Linked DNA regions of Homo sapiens: region 2 is linked to region 1. A link is a contact called in ENCODE Hi-C or POLR2A ChIA-PET data. All regions are on one chromosome and are shown on one strand. The core of a region is the stretch at or near the end of the contact, and the rest is flanking DNA. Distances in the headings are between cores, read along the strand shown.

Region 1 (3,145 bases), core at 168-2,667:
ATTTGATTTTATTTATATCAAATCTTTTTTTTTTTAATTCCTAAAGCTGAATTGAATCTGTAGTTTTTAAGAATCATGTTCCAGCTGGGCGCAGTGGCTCGCGCCTGTAATCCTAGCACTTTGGGAGGCCAAGGCAGGCAGATCACCTGGCGTCAGGAGTTTGAGACCAACCTGGCCAATATGGTGAAACCCTGTCTCCACTAAAACTACAAAAATTAGCCGGGTATGGTGGCGGGAGCCTGTAAATCCAGCTACTTGAGAGGGTGAGGCAGGAGAATCGCTTGAACCTGGGAGGCAGAGGTTGCAGTGAGCTGAGATTGTGCCACTGCACTCCAGCCTGGGCAACAGAGGGAAACTCCATCTCAAAAAAAAAAAAAAAAAAAAAAAAAAAGAATCATGTTCCTAGCCTTACCTTGTTCCTCCACCATCAATTGAGAGAATTCGGATTCCTCTCCCTTTCACTGGATCCACATAGCCAATTAGGGCCAAAATTTCTCTAACTGCAGCCTGAAGAGTTTCATCCTTAATTTGTCTCAGTCGTAATAAATATGGAATAATTCTTTCCTATATTGAGAGAAAAGATACTTTGTTGCTTTTGTCAAATCAAGACTGAAAATGTATGATTATTATTAACCAATACATGCAGTTCACCACATGACAACCAAGGTGACAGTGTTCATTACTTTCTCAGTAATCTTATAAGACAGATTAGTTTTTGATATATTAATGTCAATTTTCTAGATTACATTTGTTCTAATATTGAGGACAAAAATTAACCAATATTCAAAAGTTTTCATTAAAAGATGTAATACTTAACTAGAGAAAATATAATTTATAGAAATTTACAAATTATTATAACAAAAGGTTAACATTATAAATTTTGTATAATATTTAGTCCAAATCCTGAGATTAAGAGGCTAAAACTGATTCACAGTAACTACTAGAAGTTAAACTGTTATTAAAAAGAAATAATGAACCATCTTGTATACATTGCATATGGGATTCAAGGTTGCCTCATAAAAGAATACAAACAAATGTTAACAAAGGTAACTGAGGTGAGAAGGTAAAAGCAGGCCACTACAATTAAATAATCAGTTTAAATAAACCTGAGACTTCAAGATTCTAAGCACTCAACATCATATTGTTGATCACAGACAAGAGCTTAAATCCTAGAGTTCTATGTTGCTTACCAAAGATTCTCTAGCTTCTGTACACAGAAGCATCTTACATAGTCAGTACCGCAGGTTTAATGGAATGGCTGAGTGGCAGCTATAATTCTGCTGTGCAACCTTCTGTAAATCAAACAATTTTCCTAGGTATCACTCATTTTGTTTCTTTTTTATGATCAATCAACCTGAAATACTCTAAATTCTTTCTCAATATTTTTTCCCCTAATATTGAGCTGTGAGGCCCCACTAGAGGAACTTGAGCAATGGTGGAGAATAATGCAAATTTCCATTTCCGGTTAAGATGAAATACTCTGTTACAGATCAACGCTCACATCAACAACAAGAAAATCTTGATGAAATACAAGAAAAGTACCATCTGTTTAAAGGCATCAGACAGAGAGCTGCTGAAGCAACAAGAACAGATGGAGCCAAGAATCTGGAGAAGGAGTAATTGCTAGGAAGTGAGCTGGTAAACTATAGCTTTTCTTCCCTTGAGGCATTTGCTGATTCCAGGAAAAAGTAAAGGACCAAAAAAGTGAGTCTGACTCAGACAGAGGGCCCCAAATAAAGGACAGAGAAACCAGCTGATCGTTTAGCATCTAAGGGGTTTGGAGTGAAAAAAATGGAAGACCTGAAGGGCTTCAAACACATGGTTGGCTTTACCTCAAGACATTTGCTGAATTCTAAAATCATGAGGTGTGGAAGGCAAAAGGTAAGCCGAAGACCTCTGAAAATCAGAGTGGAAGGCTTTGTATTCTTGAGATTTTAGGACCCAATGAGATGGTGGTTAAGTGAACACACCCTGGAAGAATATGCCCAAAAATCAGGGCAAACTAGAGGTCTTACCCAAACTGTAATACAGCCTTGATCCAGATTTGACCCTAACTGAATTAAGGCTATCAGGGCTCCACTCAAATGCCAAACAGAAGAACAAATAAACCCCAGAAAAAGATATAATTTGATATAATCTAGAGCTTATGCAATTTTTTAAACTTACAATGTCCAGCATCCAGAAAAACTATAACGTATGTGAATCCAGTACCGAATTACAAAAACCAAGAATTGATGTTCATATTAGAATTACCACAAAAACATGTTGAAATAAAAATAACAAAATAAAATTATCAAAATATATCAGATACCTATGAATTAGTTAAATAAAATCATTCCAATGGAAGATGTAAAAGACACCCAACACTGAAAATTTTTAAAACACAGGAGGAAAATAAAGATGACCCGAATAATTGAAAAAATATGCCATATGTCATGGCTTGGAAACTCAACAAAGACCCAATTCACCCTAAATTGTTCCACATATTCACTGCAATCCCACCATGTTTTTCTCTTTTAAAAATTTTTTTGTAGATAAGGTGATTCTAAAATTCATATAGAAATATAACATGTCAAGAATAGCCATGCCAACAACATTGAGAAGAACAAGGTTGGAGGATTTATACTACCTAGGTTTATACAGCTGCAAAAATTGAGCCAGTGCACTATCAGCACAACCACACACAAATATACCAGTGGAACAAAATACTGTGTCTGGCTGGGCATGGTGACTCACGCCTGTAATCCCAGCACTTTGGGAAGCCGAGGTGGGTGGATCACCTGAGGTTGGGAGTTCGAGACCAGCCTGACCAACATGGGGAAACCCCATCTCTACTAAAAATACAAAACTAGCTGGGCATGGTGGTGCATGCCTGTAATCCCAGCTACTAGGGAGGCTGAGGCAGGAGAATCATTTTAACCTGGGAGGCAGAGGTTGTGGTGAGCCAAGATTGCACATTGCACTCCAGCCTGGGCAACAAGAGCGAAACTCCATCTCAAAAAATACATAAATGAAAAATACTGTGTCTAGAAACAGATCCATATATACATCTCATTTATGATAAAGGTCTTTTCAATAAATGGTGCTGAGTCAACTGGATAAGTGTATTTTTTAAAAGTCAGGACTTCTGACACACACCACACAA
Region 2 (3,401 bases), core at 129-2,628, 2.6 Mb after region 1:
ATATTTTGTCCTGCTTTTTCTATATGTCACACTTCTCAGTGAGACCCTAACAAGAGCAGGAATTAAGAATAGGTCAGAAGAACATCTGCTTTTCTTATTTTGATTACGTGGGCAAGCAAAGGAATTTGCTTTTATAACACCAAAATAACTTGGAATGCGGCAAAAATAAACGCACCTTCTGTCTCATGGAATGTTATTACAGTACAACGCTTTGTGAATGCTTGTTGGCATTTTCAAGCATTTTTTGTTCTCCTCATTTCTTTCTCAGCTCCATAATGCAATCCTCATGGTTTGAGCACTAGACTTCAAATGAGACATCTATTCAGAGAGTGTTCAGACAAAACGAGTGGTTTCCTTAGTAATGGGAACTATGTGAAAGCCTTCAGCACAGCCCCTTCAGACAGCCAGGCTTCTCCCAGGCTTGTGGTTCACACATAGGCTCTCAGTGAGCATTATACAGCTGGGGAGCACCCCCAAAGTCTAAACTGACCAAAGCACTGAATATTCATTGCATTTCTAATCAAATGTACCCTTTATAAAAGGTTAAAGATGTAAGAAGTGCTCTTAATGGCGAGGGTTAATTTGCTCATTTTCTGCATCATGTCTATGGAATGGAAAGAAAGATAAGCGATTTTGCCAAAAAAAAAAAAAAAAAAATGACACGTGTTGCTCTTTTGTTTGATTGTATTTTACATTTCCTTACCTTAAAAACCTAAGCCTGTCCTATTCTTGTTCCTTCTATGCCTAAAGACTACTACTCTGATTTTCCAGTTTTCTGCATAACAATCATCTTCAATAAAGCTTTGAAACTCTGCTATTAAAACAGGGTGCAAATGTTGCCTTTTGTAGTCTCAAATATATTTAAAATATAGTAAAGTAGTTTCATGTATACCAATGTTGAAGTTTTATGTATGTGTATCGATCCATTTTGTTATTTAGTTTCAGGACGACACAATAATTAGAAAAAGAGCTGGATAATACAATTGTCATTCATCTTAAATATTGACTCTTAAAGGCAGACAAATAACAACAACTATCCAAAATAAAAACCAACATGAAAATAATAAAAAATTATCTCAGCTGATATAATGTTTGCCTTTGAGGAATAATGATTTATAGATACCTTCACACTATGTTAATCATCCAATTAGGAGAATAAAAATATTGTCAAACATTTTGGGGTTGAAAAACATGAGGTATAGCTAAATTGTTAGTCTTCTACCATGAATATTTTTTGTCAATCTGGTTACACATAAGCAAACACAGGAAGCAAAAGTTAAGCTATAAAACCCGCAAAGGAGAGGAGAACGAGGGCCTCAAAAGATCACTGAAGAGAAGAAAATACAGTTTTAAGACTGTTGGCTTTGAAGCCTGACTTGCATTCTAGCTTTCCTTCTTCACTAGCGTGACAACTGTAGAAGTTCACCAACCCCAGTTTCCTCTTCTGTGAAAAGGGGAAAGTCCCTGACTGCCTCACGGTACTGTAAGAATGAAACCATATGTGTGCAGGGTCTACCAAGTTTCAGTGTCTTGCATCGAGTTAAACTCAACAAATGCTATTTAATATTATTCTAGGTACTTTAATTTCAGCATACATAATTTCTGCATGTGTACAGCTATGCATATTTTAAAATCTGATCTATTTCATTGTGGTTTGTGGATAGCTCAAGGAAAATCATTTCTATTTTCTGAATAATACCAATAATAAATATAACAACAAAAATACTAAATTTGCTGTCAAGAAATAATTGAACTGAGGAATGAAGAGTGAACAGTAAGAAGTAGGCTTGCTAAACACAAGTGTGAGCCTGACTGTGTTGTGGAGGAAGGGAAGAATGGACTAGAAGGTATGAGATTGGAAGCAAGAAAGATGAACTAGAAAAGATGAGACTGGAAGCAGGGAAGTTAGGAGAAATTGCAGCAGCCAAGGTAAGAGACGATGAATATCTAGCAGACAGAGAAGATAATTTAAGAAAACTTCAGAGTAAAATCAAGTTGTATATGGTGAAATGCAAGATATGAGGCACAAGATCCAAAGTTCCTGTAATTCTCTAGGTAACGAGGCAGCAGCAGAAATAAAATTAAAAAAAAAAAAAAAAAAGAAAGGAAAAAAGAAGAAAGCCAGTTTAGGGGAGCGCTTAAGAGGTCAGCTTTAGACACGTAGAGTACAGAGTGCCTGGGGATCACGCAAGTAGAGACATTTACCAGACAATTGGAGGGAAGGATTGATAGGTAGAAAGATAGATAGACGGATGGATGGATGGATGCACGGATAAAGAGACTGATTAATTTTACTTGCAAGAGCACTGATATAGGTTTGAAAGTAGTAATTACATAGTAGTAGAGACAATATTATCTAAGAGAGCATATAAAGAACAGTAGGCAAAAGAACAAGCCTAGGATAAATACTTAAGAGGTAGATGAACCCACAATGACAAGAGACAGAATGTGCAGACAAGCATGAAGATGACTTAGGAGGCTTTGATGTGCAATAACCAAATTGGGAGGGCACTGGTTGAGATTCCAAAGCAGAATTTCAGTAACAAGTTTGGATTAGAAATCAGAGAAAAGTCAACTGACAAAGTAGGTAGAAAGTGATGATATGATTGTAGCAAATATTGATAGCTCTTCTGAGAAACTTAATGTGAGGAGAACAGAGAAGGAAAGATAGATGAGGGTTCAGGATTAAAGGGATGATTGTTGTTATTATAGTATGAGTAACAAGTAAATGTATGGATTTTGTGGAAATATTGCTAGATATTGTTTCACATCGCTAGAAAAGGAGTAAAAGTCAATCCCCTGAGTGAAAAGAATGGAGAGAGACATAGAGAAAAGCCAAGATGAGAGACCTTTTTGGATCTACAGAGAAATATAAGGAGAAACATAGGGAAGAATAAAGGAATCTGAGGAAGAGACAGAGAAAAAAATTTGTCTCATTGATTCCTGACATGTCATCCTTGATTGTGAATTTCTTGGCATAGTGAGATTACTTTTGTTCTTCAAATGATTCGTATCTTTCATTAAAAGTAAGACCTTTGGGTATATACACAGTAATGGGATTGCTGAGTCAAATGGTATTTCTGCCTTTAGGTCTTTGTGGAATCACTGTCTTCCAAAGCAGTTGAACTAATTTACACTCCCAACAACAGTGTAAAAGTGTTCCTTTTTCTCCACAACCTCGTCAGTAGATTGAAGCTAGTTGATTAGGATATTTAGCTGTTAACTAAATTTTTGTGGGTTTGCGTCCCATTAATCTAGTAAGGACTCAGTAAGGTGTTTTTTGACTTTTTTAATAGTAGCCATTCTGACTGATGTGGGATGGTACCACATTGTGGTTTCTATTTCCATTTCTGTAATGACCAGTGATGCTGAGCTATTTTTCACATGATTGTTGGCTGCAC

The links. Hi-C counts contacts between places; a loop is a spot of excess contacts on that map. ChIA-PET counts read pairs that join two places held with the same protein, here RNA polymerase II (POLR2A). Pooled maps may share reads with other maps.
Region 2: a loop to region 1 is called in a pooled map, with 19 times the contacts of the local background. The contact joins two enhancer-like sites. A Hi-C loop is called at or near these places in 2 of 50 pooled maps. POLR2A ChIA-PET finds 5 or more read pairs at or near these places in 2 of 52 experiments (OCI-LY7 and activated CD8-positive, alpha-beta T cell).

Annotation. Positions count from the first base shown.
Region 1 is chr7:108,502,079-108,505,223 of GRCh38, forward strand. PNPLA8 (patatin like domain 8, phospholipase A2) reads right to left here. Exons shown (of 11, transcript NM_001256007.3): 5 at 413-564. Among named protein-coding and RNA genes, the nearest start is that of PNPLA8, 22 kb to the right of the region's middle. Within about 2 kb of position 1,418, at least 4 of the 41 ENCODE cell types and tissues checked have a DNase peak (open chromatin) inside an H3K27ac peak, as active enhancers do.
Region 2 is chr7:111,082,218-111,085,618 of GRCh38, forward strand. All of the region lies in intron 3 of IMMP2L (inner mitochondrial membrane peptidase subunit 2), which reads right to left. Among named protein-coding and RNA genes, the nearest start is that of LRRN3, 7.2 kb to the right of the region's middle. Within about 2 kb of position 1,379, at least 5 of the 41 ENCODE cell types and tissues checked have a DNase peak (open chromatin) inside an H3K27ac peak, as active enhancers do.